3 separate regions of the Mus musculus genome follow, and all the other regions are linked to region 2. Evidence: chromatin loops called from intact Hi-C (ENCODE). Cell type or tissue: heart. All regions are shown on one strand.

Region 1 (5,000 bases), 160 kb before region 2:
GGGTTTCTAGACTGTGTAGTCCTGGCTGTCCTGGAACTCACTCTGTAGACCAGGATGACCTCAAACTCAAAAATCCTCCTGCCTCTGCCTCCTGAGTGCTGGGATTAAAGGCATGCGCCACCACTGCCCGGCTTGCCTTAAAACTTTTGAACCTGTTTTTTCCTATAAAAAGCCTGCCCTGAGGACAGACTGGTAGGTTTTTCCTTCCTGTGGACCTGGACGTCCAGTATTATGATGGGTGTTCAATAAACTGTTCTTGCTTAACTAAGGTTGGTGTATGTATGGTTTGAGTGGTAATTCCCAGACCCCAACCTGAGCAAGTGTCTTTGGTACAATAAATCAGGTTTCCTTTTTCATTCCCCCCCCCCTTTTTTTAAGATTTATTTATTTATTATATATAAGTACACTGTTGCTGTCTTCAGACATTCCAGAAGAGGGCATCAGATCTCATCACAGGTGGTTGTGAGCCACCATATGGTTGCTGGGATTTGAACTCAGGACCTTCAGAAGAGCAGTCAGTGCTCTTAACTGCTGAGCCATCTCTCCAGCGCCCCTCTCCCCCTTTTTTTAAAGACAAGATTTCCCTATGTATCTCTAGCTGTCCTGGAACTCACTAAGTAAACCAAACTGCTTTGAACTCAGAGACCAACCTGCCTCTGCCTTCCAAGTACTGGGATTAAGGTTGTGAGCCACCACACCTGGGTGCTTTTATTATTTTTTATTTATGTGGAAGTATGTGTGACTGTGTGAGTATAAGCATGTATACTGGTGTGTACTGGTGCCTGTGGAGTCCAGAGAAGGAACCAAATCCCCAACAGCTGGACTTACAAGCAGTTTTGAGTCCCCTGCTGCGGGTGCCAAGAATGGAACCCAGGTCCTCTGGTGAGACGTGGCTTTGCCCACTTTAAAGAACCTCCATGCTCCTGTTCCCATTCATACCTACATGGTCATCAAGGAGATGGCTATTGTCACCAGACAGCTGGAAATTAGAGACTCTGAGATGTGGGAATTAGCCCAAAATCACGGCATCCCACACAGAGTGGAACCAGAACCAGAACTGGCTCCTTATCATTCTATAAAAGGGGAACCTGGGACCTGGGGACCTGGGGACTTTCCACTTTGAAACCATTAACCTGGGGAAAAGGGTGGGTCTAAGAAGACAGACTGTGGAAGAGGGCTGGGTCAGGATTCCTTGCCTCTAATTACTCTTAAATTATTTCCAAAAATATTTAACTGACAAAGACAGGTTATATCGAAGGCATTTATCAAGAAAACTTGATATGTACACATTGCATAATGACTCACACCACCAAATTTATGTATACATTATATCCTCAGAACTTATTCCCCCTTTGACTGAACCTGCTCCACTGGAGACCTTATGAGTTGGACTTTAGATTCCACTTCCTAGATGACGCGATATTTTGGTTTTCTGGGCCTGGCTTCTTTCATGTAGAATAATTCTTGTTGTTTCTGACTGTAAATGAAATTGTCCATCCTGCTTATTACCCTCCGGATATTCCCACCCTCCCTCTATTGTTCCTGCCACACCACAAACTGGTCACCAGTGATGCAGTGTGACAGATGGCTAGAGTTTAGAGCCCTGGTGTGGGGAAAAGACGGAGGTCAGTGGGAACCCCAGCACCGCCTCTGTAGTTCCATTTGGGAGTCTGGGCATCCCTCCAGTGGATATTCTTGCAGGCGGGAATTTCAAGTTTATCTGTCTTCCCAGCGTGTGTTGGCCAGGGACCTTGGGAAGAGCCAGCTGGATGCCTGGGGTGGTTTTGGCAACCCCAGTTTCTCTCCCCAGTGTCCCCTACACCCCCAACCCCCATCAATCTTTGAGCAGGACTCAGATCTTGAGTTCGACAGAGGCCTCAGGGATGCTCCAGGGAGCCCAGGCCCCAGGGATGCTCCCAGGCCACTACGGCTGGCCATAGTAGGGGCCAGGGCCCCGACTCAGCCAATCCTGGCAGTTCCCTTGCCCAGTCCACATCTGGCTAACAATGTGGGAAGGGGAGGGAAGCACAGCCCACCTCTGGCCAGTAGCGGAGTCCCTGGCCCGGTGGACAGAGTACAACCCACCCCTGGTCAGCCGCGGAAGAAAGTGCAACCCATCTCTGGCCAGCAACCGGATGGACAGAGCACATCCTACCCTTGGTGGGTGGCAGGGTCCCAGGTTCCCGGCAGGCGCGCGCTCTGCACGGCCTTGTTGCGGAGGGCGCTATCCTGGTAGATGCGGCTCATTTTCCCCACGCCGAGGCCCTGTGGCTCCAGGAAGCAACCGGCGCGTAGGGCGGGGCACCTCGGGGACAGGAGCTTGGAGGTCGCTGCAGCACCAGCTTCCCGGGTTAACAGATCCGGGAAGCTAGTCCGAGGCGTTCCCAGTTGGGACTTAAAGGGGCCGAGCCTCATTCCTGACAGCCAGACCTCGTGCAGTAACAGGGGGCTTTTGGAATGACCACTGTCCTTCATGTCCTTATAGACTAAGACAGAAAGATCGAGAGTTCGGTCCCCATCTGTACTATACAGAGATTCTGTCTCAAAACACATCAATATACAAAAAAGCGGCCTTGAAGCTTAGGAAAGTAGATCTTTCTTGGGATCTGTTCTGGTAGGACATTTTCTCAGGGAGCAGGAAGGGAGAAGACGGGACAGCAACGAGGAACCACAGAGCGGTCTCCATGGACTCTGCCCTTTTGGACCTCCCCGTGGTTCCGCAATGGCTTAGGGGAGTTCCCAGAATGTGTGACGGAGTAGGGATAGGTCAGATCTGCAGCAAGGGAAACCTCAATCTCTGCAATCCCAGCAAGTTCCTCAACCTTTAATGAGCCTACGCTTCTTGCTCAGCAAAAATAGAAAGAAACGTGTCTAATGGTTTGTAAAGATAGAACTCTCCCTCTCCTAGTCTCGTGGACATAGCATTCATTACTTTGTCTCACACTTCTCAAGGATTCGGATGGATCGATCGCTTCTCTAGCCCCACAGTGCCCTTTGCTCCAGAGTGTCTGCAAGCCTTTTATTCTCAGCCTGCACCCGGGAATCTCCTCCGACCCGGAAATCATTGGGAAATCGTCTTGTTTTATTGGCTCCTTTGTGCCAAATTCTGGCGCAGGTGGCCACATTCTGTTGTGCCAGGTGTGCCCCTGCCTCAGCCACAATGAAGATACCCGAGAGTCCAGGGTGAGTTGTTAGCTTTGGAAGGAGCTCTCTCTCCCACATAGTATCACCACAGAATGGTCTCAGACACTTTATTTTTAAGGGTCCTTCCTCTTTTAACAAAATATAAATATTTTTAAGACATTATTTTATGTATCTCAGGCTGGCTTTGAACTCGCTATGTAGCCAAGGATAACTTCAAACCCCTTTCTCCTTACAATACTTCCCCAAGAACCAGGATTACAGGTGTGGGCCACCCACTGCACCTGGATTATTTGGTACTGGGGGTTCAATCCAGGACTTTATGAACGTTAGGCAAACAGTCTTCTCAAGCCACATCCTCAGCTCCAAAAATATAGTTTTGTGGATCCCTAAAAATGTAACAGACCCTAGACAGGATGTCTGTGACTAGTCAACCCCAGCCTATGTTGGACCTGTCAGGCAGCTCTGTAATTCCCAGAAAGAAGGACAACAATCCTCTGGGGAGGACTGTCCTCTGTGTCCTCTGGCAAGTCCTAGGCTCATAGGCACCTGACTCCTCTGCCTCCTTCCTCTTCTGTCCCTTTCCTGGGTCACTGCCCCTTCGCACAGGCTCTAAATGTGCAATGCCCTCTGTGGACGCTATACGTAGCTACTTAAATTGTATTTTAACAGTGCCGAAAATAGAACCCAGGGTGTTTGTGAACACCAGACAAGTGTTCAACCAGGGAGCTGCATACCCAGTCTAAACCATAGATGATAGAATCTAAATAATATAGAAAAAGGGCTTCTCCTTTGCTGGTCACAGGGCTCCACGCCTGTAATCCCAGTGCTTACAAGCTTGAACTATATAGTGGGTACCAGGCTAGCAGGGCTACATTGTGAGAGTCTGCCTCAAAATTCCCAAACAATAATAAAAGTAAATTTGCACATTAAAATTCACTTCCTCAGCCACTAGTCATGTATGGGGTGGGGGTGGGGGAGTTATTTGTTTGTGTTGATGGTGGTTTCTAGGTTTTGTTTGTTTGTTTGTTTGTTTTGTTTTTTGATTGGTTGGTTGGTTGGTTTTGCTGTTCTTGTTGTTGTCTTTTGTTTGGAGACAAGGTCTCACTAAATAGCCTTGGCCAGCCTGGAACTTACTATGTAGACCAGGCTGGCCTGGAACTCATAGAGATTCACCTTCCTCTGCCCCTCGAGTGTTGGGATTAAAAGTGTGTGCCACCAGGCCGGGCAGTTTGTCACATTTTAAAATAAAGACCATTATTTCTTTTTCAGCCAGGATTCTTCTTCTGCCCATCACCTTTCCAGGTGATGAGAGAGTGAGACCAGGTGAGTCTGACGAGGGTCGATGGAGCTGACAGCATGGGCTCTCTCTATTCTTGTCTACCAAAGCTGTCATCAGTCACCTCCTGTACTTGTGCCCATTTATCTGCTGCAGGACACAAAGCAAATGACACCAAGGAGCAAAGCAGAGATCACAAGGAAAAAGAAAAAGATCATAGCAGAGAAATGTCCTCCAATTCTGGTACTGAGCCTCTGTGAGGAACTGACAAAGAACAGTGTAAGAAAGGAGAAAGGTGAAAGGTGAGCAGGGTGTGGTGGCACATGCCTGTGATTCCAGACTTAGAAGGCTGAGGCCAGGGCATTACTACAGTTTCAAAGCCAGCCTGGGGTACCTAGCGAGCCTCTGGATAGCCTGGGCTACAGAGTGAGGTCATATTTTAAGAAAGGACAACAGGAACTGAAGAGATGGCTCAGTGACTCCAAGCACTGGCTGTTCATCCAGACGGCCCAGGTTTGATCCCCAGAACTCACACTGAAGCTCACAGCCATCTCTAATTTCAATTCCAGGGACCTGACTC
Region 2 (5,000 bases):
AGGGTGAGACCCACATACTGAGGGCTGCCCCTCTGCAGCCCAGAACCAAGCTACTGCCCACTGCCTGGCCCTCCTCCCCCCCAACCCTCAAATCATTTGCACCACTAGGGATCTTTAGACCAAATGGAGACTCTACTACTGTCCTTGCAGGGAGCTGGCCACAGGCCTAGGCATCCCGGTGAGGGAAAGGTAACCAGGAGGTCCGCATCTGGTTCTCCTTGGCCTGCTGCTGTGCGTGGGCAGGGGGAATGCCAGTGAGGCCTCTTACAGGCACAGACTTAGAGGTCTTCCCCAAGCCACCTCAGGCGCGGAGGCGCTCTCCAGGAAGAGAATGCTTGAGCCAGGCCTTGTCTCTCTTCTGCACCGACTCTGGCCTTTAAGGACATCTGAACCCCTGCACTGGCCGACACTGCCCACCCCCACCCTGGTCAGACCCAAGAACCTCTTCCCTCCCCCTATCACTCAAGAGCCAGGCAGGGCACTCTGCCTTCTACCTCCTGGGCCTCCCCTTGCTCCATGCAGGCATGCATGCGGCCCTAGCCCTGGCCCTGCCTGTCGGAGAGCTGAGGGGAGTCCAGCCTCCAGAGCACCCTCCCAGCTGGCCTGCAGAGCTCCCCTGCCCCAGCCTCGTTTGAAAGAATGTCCCTAATGTGCATTTCAACACAGTTCATCCAGGTCTGTTCCAAGCTAAGGTACCAACCACAGGGTCCTCACCAAACAAACCCAGGACATGCCCTGCATCTGGCAAGCATTAACAAAGATAGATGGCGGCTCCTTGAGCCAGCGGGGAGGGAGGGTCGGGGTGACATCTCTGGGACCAAGAGTGGCTGTCCTCAGGGGAAGCCAAGGAAGACCACCCGTGGGAAGAGGGGAACTAGAATGGTTTTGGTTTTGGTTTTTTATGAGCAAGCAGGTGTCGTGGGGAGTGGGTGAGCTGTGGCTCAGCCGGCTCCGGAGGAAGAGCAACATGTTTAACTGAAGACCAGAGAGAGGGAGGGGAAAATTCTGTTTGCAGCAAGAAGGGTATTGTGAAAGAAATTTATGTTTTCCTTTCCAACTCTCCTGTCTATCATCTTTGATGGAGAGGGGTTTTTTTTGGTTTCTGTTTCTATTGGTTTGTTTTGGGTTTTTTTTTTTTTTTTTGGTTTTTGGTTCGTCCAAGCCTCAGCTTTCTTGTGTGCTGTGTGTACTTCCTGCCTCCCTTTCCGAAAGCAGCCATGCCTGAGGGGCCCTGGCCCAGGTGTATCACTAGCTGGGAGCCTCAGAAGGCTAAGGCAGGAGGGAAGTGGGGGAGGCAGAGAACCTACCCGGCCCTCTCCAGTCAGCTGGCCCTCTTCACCTGTCCCCTCCCCTCCCCCCTGTCCTCCATCCATAAGCTCGCAAGCACCCAAACCCCTGCCCACAAATCCCAAGGCCCCCAAGGGGAGGAGCAGGCGGGACTAACCCCAAAAAGGCATAGATGAAGCCACCAGCTTTGGCTGAAAAACCAAGAGGGGGAGACCAGCTGAGGCAGAGGGTGTTGATTCGCAGTGTGACAGCCCCCAAGCCAGGCCTCAGGGTGACTGTTCAGGACTGGGGATGAGGGGGACACAGTGGCCCAGGTGTGGTTTCCCATGGCTCCCGGCCTCCCAGGTGCCCATCATGATGACCCTCAGGTGGCAGTGATTAGCTATCACTGTACAAGACATTTATTTCTCCTGCTGAGCAGAAGGCATCACCCCTGCAAACTACCTCTTCCCACAATGACTTTCTCCCTGGTACCAAAAAGCACCCTGTACCTCCTCCTTCTTCTCTTCCTCCTCCTCCTCTCCTGCCAACGCAGTGGCCTTGGTCTTGGAACAGAAGGGAGAAGTCTGGCCTGGGTGGGGTCTCCCACTGTCCCCCAGCCTGCCATTGGCACAACCCCCTTGGGGATGCCATACTGAAAAAGCCCCTGCCCTCGCCTTGTGCCGGGCAAAGCGGAGAGGAAGGCACAGCACAGTACACAGTTGGAGCTGGAGGTGGTCCTGGCACAGCTCCAGCCTCACCCCTCCCAGGCTTCTGAAAAGGGTGACTCAGAAGCCCTGGCCGAATTCCACTCTAACTTATTTTGACATGTATACAAACCAACTGTTTAGAGATTCCTCTTGTGCAGAGCCCTACTGTGTTTTTATGTTCCTGTTTAAAAAGAGAAGTTTACTTAGCAATAATTATAAATAAATGAATATTCTTTAGCGAGGTGACTGTACGTGCTTCTTGGTGCTCTTGGAGGCCCTTCCCCCCAAGGAGGTCCCAACAAGGCTCCCTAGTCACATGCCAGACAGCATCCCCCTCTGGAACTACAAGACAATCTCAGCCACCTGACCTGCCAGAGAGTTGGGGGGTGGGTGGAGGAGAACATGCTCCGAGTCCCAAGGGCAGGTTTTAGGTCTCTGTAGCCCGGATCTACCTGTGAAGGCCTGGGACAACAGATGAGTTCTCCCACACACAGCTTCTTTTTCCCGGTTGTTTTGAGACTTTTTACAGCAGGCTCACACTGTCTACCTGTGTCTGGCCTAGAACGCAACCATCTTCCTGTCTCAGCTTCCTGAAGCAAGACTACACGTATGTGTGTACACCTGGCCTTTTCAGATTTCCGGCCTCCCCAGTGCTGGGATTTCGGGCATGCACTGCCATCCCTGACTTGTTTCCAAATATTCCCACTCTTGGATCTGCAACATAAAACCTGTGGCTAGAGGCAAGCGATAGATAGTTGGTTAAGAGCACTTGCTGCTCTTCCAGAGGACCCAGGTTCAATTCCTACCACCCACATGGCAGCTCAGCAACTGTCTCTAACTCTAGTTCTAGGGTCTCCAATGCCCTCTTCTGACTTCAGTGGACCCTGTATGTACATGGCACACAGATATACAAACAGGCAAGATACCCCATAAAAATACTAAAATAGTCTTTAAACTGGAGGCTAGGGCTGTGGATCAGGCTTGCTGGGTAAAGTACTTGCCTACTATTCAGGAGACCACCCTGGGTTTGATACCCAGCCCTACATACTCAGTGTTGTGATACTGCCCATGATAACTGCATCCAGGAGGTGGAGACTGGAGGCTAAGAAGTTCAAGGTCATCCTTAATTCTATAGAAATTTGAGGCGAGTCTCGGATACACAAAACCATGTCTTTTAAAAAAAAAAGAAAAAAAGGCAGGCAATGGGGATGAGAATTCAGCTTAAGATCTTACTGATGGGGGCTGGAGAGATGGCTCAGAGGTTAAGAGCACCGACTGCTCTTCCAAAGGTTCTGAGTTCAAATCCCAGCAACCACATGGTGACTCACAACCATCCGTAATGAGATCTGACACCCCCTTCAGGTGAGTCTGAAGACAGCTACTAAATAAATCAAAAAAAAAATCTTACTGATAAAATGCTTGCTAAACTCAATTCCCAGCACTGACAACAACCAACTCCAGATACAGAGAACTGACTGCATTATCAAAGTTACCCTAATCTCCAGCAGGACCAAACAAGCAGAAAGAGAAGTCACTGACTGCACAGCGACAGTGCTTTCCATTGAGTGTATATGGGCTTTGGAACAACATTTCCACATCACTTTTCTAGTTGTGCCAAAGGAGAAACCTGAAGGATGGGAACAGGGGATCCCGGACACACAGAGACCTAGGCAAGCCTGAGCGGGCTTGCAAAGCAGAGACTGGGGGATCTGTTTCTAGTGTATAACCTATAACAGGGCAAATGAGCCTGAGCACAGTCGCATAGGCCCTTAATCCCTGCCTTGGGAAGCAGAGAGGTAGACCTTCGTGACTAGAAGACCAGCCTGACCCATAAAGTTCCAAACCAGCTAGAACTGCGTGCTGATGAGGCCTCGTCTCAGCTAAGTTGGTACCAGGATGAAGTTGGGATGCAGAGGTAGAATGCTTGCTTAGTGTACACAAAGCTCGAGGTTGGAGTGTCAGCACTATAAGAGGTGAAAGGTGCATGTGTTATTATAACAAGTATCTACAACATCACAGAATGACAATTCCCTAGATGGAGAAACGGGATCACCTTAGGAGATTCTATGTGAGTCTCTGCCCTTAGGCCCCAGCTAGCTCCACTGGCTCAGCAGCAGACACTGCACGCAACTTTGTGAGGAAGCCAGGGCCTCACCCCCAAAGTCTGGCAACTCAGGCAGCCAGTGAAGAATGCAGGAGGCCCACAGGCTGCCTCGTTCCCTCTCATGAGAAGCAACCCCCTGGCTGACCTATTAACAGCCTGAGGCACCCCAACCCTGTCCCTGGGGGATCCTACCAGCTGCTCCCTCCCACTCGGGGACAAACACATCAAGACAGTTTTGCGAAGAGCTTTTTAGTAGCTAAATATGGCACCATGTGATTCCAGAGCAATATAAATTACAGTATGCAGAACACTGACTGTCTGAGGTAAAGCACACGTTCCTGCCTCATGTCCACCGTGAGGGAAAATGCTCATATACTTTAAAAAACATCTCCATCATATATATATGTAAAAAAATGTCCCCTAGAAAGGCCACCAGAGAGGGGCTGTGAGGCCCACCCTCTGCCATGTACAGAGTACCCACTGGAGCTGAGTAGTGTCCACCCCTACTGCTTGCCCAGAGCTCTGTCCAGGTTGCTCTTAATGGTGTCCAGGAAGTCTGTGGTGTTCAGGAAGTGCTCGTTCAGCTTCACACTGCCGAGAGAACATCAGGGGAGACTCAGGCCTCCTGGAGGCCATCAACCAAGCCATTCCCAGGCTCATTAGACCTCAGGCCACCAGGCCCAGGTCCAAGTTTGCTAGTAGCCCACTGCTAGAGGGTCACAATAAATTTGGCAGAAAGTTTAAAGTAACAAGCTACCGGGCACAGGCCTCATAAAAGAAGCTGGGGAAAGGTTTAAGGAGGAGAGCAGAGGAACTAAGCAACTGCCAGAGGGCACCAACTCAGACCTGGTCAAGGAAGGCTTGGCCTGAGCCATTTCTCAGGACTTGTCCTGCCCCAGACCCCAGGCAGCTCTACCCAC
Region 3 (5,000 bases), 290 kb before region 2:
TTGAAGTTGTATTTTATTAACTACAAAGTTAGGCAGACATGTTTGGACTAGGGAGGGGTGGGGGACGCCACACTTCGTTGAAGGCACAACACTTATGACACTTATGAAGCCTCAGAGCTGAGGCCTAATGGTTAGCATTGAGTGTCAGAAACACAGAAGGATCTGGAACAGGAGAGGGAGGCTGTGAACGAAGCAGGGGAAGATGGTGGTGTCAGACATGAGGGAAAGTTGAAAAGGCACAGAGTTAGTGAGTCGGTGAGGGACTGCATGAGAGACAGGCAGATGGCACGTCCTGCCACCAATTCCCTCCCAGAAGTCTTGAGGGCTTAGACTAACACACTGGAGTGCCACGTGGAGTCCCTCCCTCTGTTACCACTGTTGCCCCTGTGGCCTCTGGGAAACTACCTCAGCGGGCCAGCTGGTGCAAGGGGGGGGGGGCCTGCTTCCTCTGCCCCTTTGATCTCCTTATCTGGCCAGTGTCTTCAGTGGGTTCCTTTGGGAGCTGCTTGGAGTTAATGAGTTCTCCAGGCTGCAAGGCCCACACAGCCTCCCCGCTGGGCCAAGGCCTTCACACTTTTGGGGCCTGTGTTTTGACAAGTGCCAGAGCCAGCGGCTTCTGCTCCCCTGGCCCGAGCCTCCCCTGGTTGCCAATGTGTAAGGCTGGGAAGTGAAGCCTTGCAGCCACCCCATCAGAACAGAGGTGAGAGGTCAAGCCTCAGCCAGGCAGGGGGCAGACAGGACAGGGAGGCCCCCTTTCAGGCTCAGGGTCCAACCTCAGCCTTCATGCTGGAGCTGGGCACCATACTCCCACCCACTCTGCAGCCCCAGTGCCCTCATTTCCCCTGCCAGGCCTTCTGACACAGCCTTGCTAATCAAAGGTGCTATGCACAGTCCCTAATCCCTGAGCCCCAGAGGCCCCAGAAGAAGAAGGAAGCTACTCCGATTCCACCACTAGCCTGCTTAGCCTCAGCAGATCCCACTAGTTAATTACAGTGTCAGACTCGTGGGCTATCTCAGCACCATCACTCCTGGGCAAGCCTAAGCCTCCCAGGTAGAGTGTGGCCAATGTGGGTTAATGTCCTCGTCTTGCTCCACACTGTGGGTGCCAGTAAGATAGGCAGCCCCTCCACCATGGAGGGGAGAGGGGCTCAGCTGGTCGCACACATGTTCTTTCAGTCTCATTGTGCGGGCCTTGGCAGGTCTCCTGCTCACAGCATCCTGGGATGAGGGGACACAGGTGAAAACATGGAGCCTTGAGAGGTTTTCCCATGTCTCAGCTAGAAGAGTCCAGAGAAGGTGTCTCTTAATCTCTGTCTTGGGGCACAGCCTGGGCAGGCCTTACTTCACATACCAGAGCCTTGAAAAAGACAGCGAAAGAAAGAGGTTTCTAGGCCCTAGCCAGGACCACAGTGGCCAGAAGTTCTGCAAGATGGAGCCAGAGAATCCGGATATGACACTCTGGGCTCATGAGATAGCTCTCTGGATAAAGCCGGTTGCTTCCAAGACAGGCAGCTAGAGTTTGATCCTTAATCCAAGGGCCCATAAGGTGTCCTTGACAGACGGCCCTTCACATACCTGCAAGTGTGAGCCTACGTGTGTGGGTGTGCGTGTACACCCTATATATACAATAAGGATAAATGTTTTTAAAATTTCAAAATTATTAAAGTACCTCCCCACAATTCAGAGACAGAAAGGGCACAGAAGAGAGGCCACCCCCTCCCCTCCCCTTGGTCCTTCACCCCTTTAAATCACAGACGATGCAAGGCACATCACCTTAAAAGGCCCAGCAACAGAGGACCCAGTTTCTCCCTTCCTGTTCCTCTTCCCCACCAACCTTCCTACACGTCTGCCCAGTAAGGCTCTCTGAGGTTCCTGGGGCTCCCAGGGGAGCCTCCCACCCAGACCCCCACTGGCCCTCCTCACACCTCTCGCTCTTGGAGCCACCGAGCTGGCACACCATATGGAATAGATTATTCTGGACTCAGGATAATCTGATTATCTGGTCCTGGGCCAGTTGGATGCTCAGCCAGTGGCAGCCACAGGCAGCAGAGGGGTGATGAGGAGGGAGGGGGTGGGAAAAGAGGAGAGAGATTTGGCAGATCACTCCTCCCCACCCCCGGAAAGGCTCCAGAGGAAATGCCAGAAGCCCCGTGGGTCTGATGCTGGTTGATAATACAGAGGGGATAGGTATCACCTCTCTCTTTAGGGGTGTCATATTTATGACACATGGCTTCATTTAGGTAATTGGGGGAAGGTGGCTGTGAGTGAAACCTCAGATCCTTCGAGTGAAAGCAGGAGAAATTGAGATATAAAAGGATTAAGAAGCTTGAGATAGCTAGCACAAAGCAAAGACGTAAACACATATGAATGCAGGAAACGATGGCTCAGGCACTCTGCCTGTGGAGATCTCTGCCCGCGTCTGGAATTTCTGGTGTTCGTACATTCCCAGATGCTGCCAGCAGAGGGCGATGCACAGTCACTTGAAAGCTATTTAGTTTTTTGAGGTCTCCATCTCCCTAGGAGGCCAGAATGACCTCAAACTATACAACCCAAACCGGCCTGAAATTCTGGTGAAATCCCTCCTGTTTCAGCCTCCTGGGTGCTGGGATTCCAGACATGGAACATCATGGAAGCTTTAAGCCTGAGCTAGGCCAACCTTCCTCCAATCTCTAGGTTTTCCCCTCTAGGGATGGAAATGTATCTGAGGTTATGCTTTAAGGTGCTGGGATCACGAGGGGATGCCAGTGTCTATGGGTTGGCCCGGGTGAACCTGTCTGCTCATCAGCCCAGCAGGAAAATGGTTCTTATATGCAGACAGCAGAGCAAGATAGGGTCCCCGAGAAATGAGAAGGGAACTCAGGAGCACACACAGCCCTAGGTCCAGACAAAGCAAAGAACCAGTTGGTCTTGGTGGTGCGTGCCTGTAGTACCACGCTTGAGAGGTAGAGGCAGGGAGATCAAGATCATGCTCAACTGTGTTGGTTTGAGAATAGCCTGGGCCTGTCTCCAGACAAACAAGACAGACAGACAGACAGAGTGAAAGGTCAGCCCCAACGCTGAAATTCTACTCACAGGCTGTTTAAGATTCTTTGTGCCATCCAATCTGGGAGGATCTGTAGACCCAGTTCAACTACCAACGTGAGGCGTGAGACTGTGGGGCTCACAGGATCCCCAGCATCCGCTGTTTGAAGGAAGCTGGGACAGGGAATTACACAGACAAGAGGAAGGTTTGGGGAGCTGTGGCTCCTCCTCCACACCTCACCCTCCCGCAGGGAAGTATTCTACAGACAGGAGCAGGAGTGGGGATTCCACACCACGTTCCAGGGGTGGCCGAGGCCCTCGGCTAGGTCCAAGGCCACGGGCACCTGACAATCCCAGGAAAGAGCTAGAGAGAGAACAAAGAGGGGAGGGGGCTGCAGCGTAGACTAGCCACATGATCGAGGGAAGGGCCTCAAGGGGTCAGCACTTTGTGTTTAGAAAGAAGGATCTGGTGCAGCCGACCCTCTGCTCCCAAGGCTCTTCTCCAAGGCAAGCCCAGAGCCAGCCCTGGGCCTGACCCAGGAGCTTCCTCCAGCCCTGAGATTCTGTCCTACCTCAGTCCCTGCCAGGACACAGGGTGGCCAGGGGCTGGGACTCTCCTCAGCCACCCATCTCTGGAGCTTGACTGGGCTGGCCTGAGGTTTCTCAACGGTCTCCCATGCACCTTGCCCAGCCATTCTGAATGGGAACCTGTCATGACAGGTAAAGGTACAGGTGTGGACATGCTGAGTGACAAACTCAGATGAGGAAAAACCCATTCAGTGTAAGAGTGTGGATCCTGGCAAAGCCAAGACACTCCAAACCTGTAGGGCAGCTAGCTCTGCACGGAGAGCAGCCTGTGAAGTTGTGTGTTTACAGTGTGTTTGTGTATAAACACGCAGACTCCTCGAGGCTCACTGGGTGCAGTCATATGTCCTTCAACTGTAAGGATACGGTCTCCAAACTTGATACAGGCAGTTTGGTCACTATGCAGAATACAGTGGCATAAACCATGGACACACTGTTTGCTGTACTGTTACCATGTAGTACCTAGCTGCAGATAATAATATGCTAGGGGAGGCAGGTCTGGGTTCACATTTCTTAATTGTAATGTTTACAGTTTTCACAAAGAGACTCTGTCTGTATATTACTGAGGGAAAAAATGTAAGCTTTCTTTTCTTCTTTTAATTTTTTTTACATGTACAATTGATTGTTGTTGTTGTTGTTGTTGTTTAATGAGTGAGGAAAATATAAGCAGAAGAATCAGGTGTTCAAGGCCATCCTCAGGTACATAGAAAGTTTGAGGCCAGCCTTCGCCACATGAGACCTTATGTTAAAAACACAAAACAAACAAAACCCAGCCAGACATGGTGGCACGCACCTGTACTCCCAGCAGTTGAGACTTCAAATGGAGCGGGGAGGCACAAGGCCCCGTGAAGGCTGCACAAGATGCTGTTGTAGACCAACTGGCCAACCAACAGAAAGCACCTGAGGAAGGGTGCGGAGTCTGGGTGCCTCTGTGTGCCCAGGCGCGGCACAGCTGGCCAGAAGAGGTGGAGCTGCATTTGGTGGGATGCAGAGGTGTGGCCACAGCGCTTCTCTCCGTGTTTTCTTACTTTTCTGTCTATCTATCTATGTGTGAGTTTAGCAAAAGAAAGAGGATGGAGAAGAGAAGAGAGGTGAGAGAAGAAAAGAGCGGTCCCTGCCGTCCCTGCGGTCCCTGCCGTCTGCTGGATGGACACCTCCCCTTCCGCACCGTCCTTCCCTCTCCCCTGCAGCACTGGCAGATGCCCAGTGCAGGCTCCACCTCCCACTTCACAGATGCTGCAGGTGAGACTGAAACCTGGACTGTGCTGGCCCGGGATTAGGAGTTGCCTCCACTAGGCCTTGTTGCCCTGTCCAGCTTAGCCTTCTGGTCAGAGGGAAGCAGAGAGTGGGCTCCAAGCCCCAGCTATGGACCGGCTCCTGCGATGCCTGTGACC

What was found. A loop is a pair of places that touch in the nucleus more often than their neighbours do. Peaks named below come from ENCODE experiments on the same cell type or tissue, not always from the same donor. Only the 100,000 strongest peaks of a DNase experiment are listed, where the experiment ranks them.
Region 1: it touches region 2 in a loop (2.7-fold over the local background); 10 of 42 quality-filtered maps call a loop at or near these places.
Region 3: it touches region 2 in a loop (3-fold over the local background); 4 of 42 quality-filtered maps call a loop at or near these places.

Annotation. Positions count from the first base shown.
Region 1 is chr7:79,932,998-79,937,997 of GRCm38, forward strand. It overlaps Arpin (actin-related protein 2/3 complex inhibitor), which reads right to left and starts at 2,267. Exons shown (of 6, transcript NM_027420.4): 1 at 2,156-2,267. The coding sequence starts at 2,247. It overlaps Gm31966 (a long non-coding RNA gene), which reads left to right and starts at 2,442. Exons shown (of 3, transcript XR_391645.4): 1 at 2,442-3,183; 2 at 4,414-4,467; 3 at 4,577-5,000. In heart, a CTCF peak has its summit at 2,287; DNase peaks (open chromatin) are centred at 1,734, 2,304, 2,724 and 3,044; H3K4me3 peaks cover 1,901 bases; H3K27ac peaks cover 1,771 bases.
Region 2 is chr7:80,090,533-80,095,532 of GRCm38, forward strand. Zfp710 (zinc finger protein 710) reads left to right here. Exons shown (of 5, transcript NM_175433.5): 5 at 1-2,219. It overlaps Idh2 (isocitrate dehydrogenase 2 (NADP+), mitochondrial), which reads right to left. Exons shown (of 11, transcript NM_173011.2): 11 at 4,314-4,671. The coding sequence ends at 4,584. Among named protein-coding and RNA genes, the nearest start is that of Gm21057, 18 kb to the left of the region's middle. In heart, no CTCF peak of the experiment used is centred here; DNase peaks (open chromatin) are centred at 229, 689, 1,969, 4,149 and 1 weaker place; H3K27ac peaks cover 1,581 bases.
Region 3 is chr7:79,796,795-79,801,794 of GRCm38, forward strand. No RefSeq gene overlaps it. Among named protein-coding and RNA genes, the nearest start is that of Mesp1, 5.7 kb to the left of the region's middle. In heart, a CTCF peak has its summit at 2,458 (motif pointing right); a DNase peak (open chromatin) is centred at 2,467; H3K27ac peaks cover 310 bases; H3K27me3 peaks cover 2,228 bases.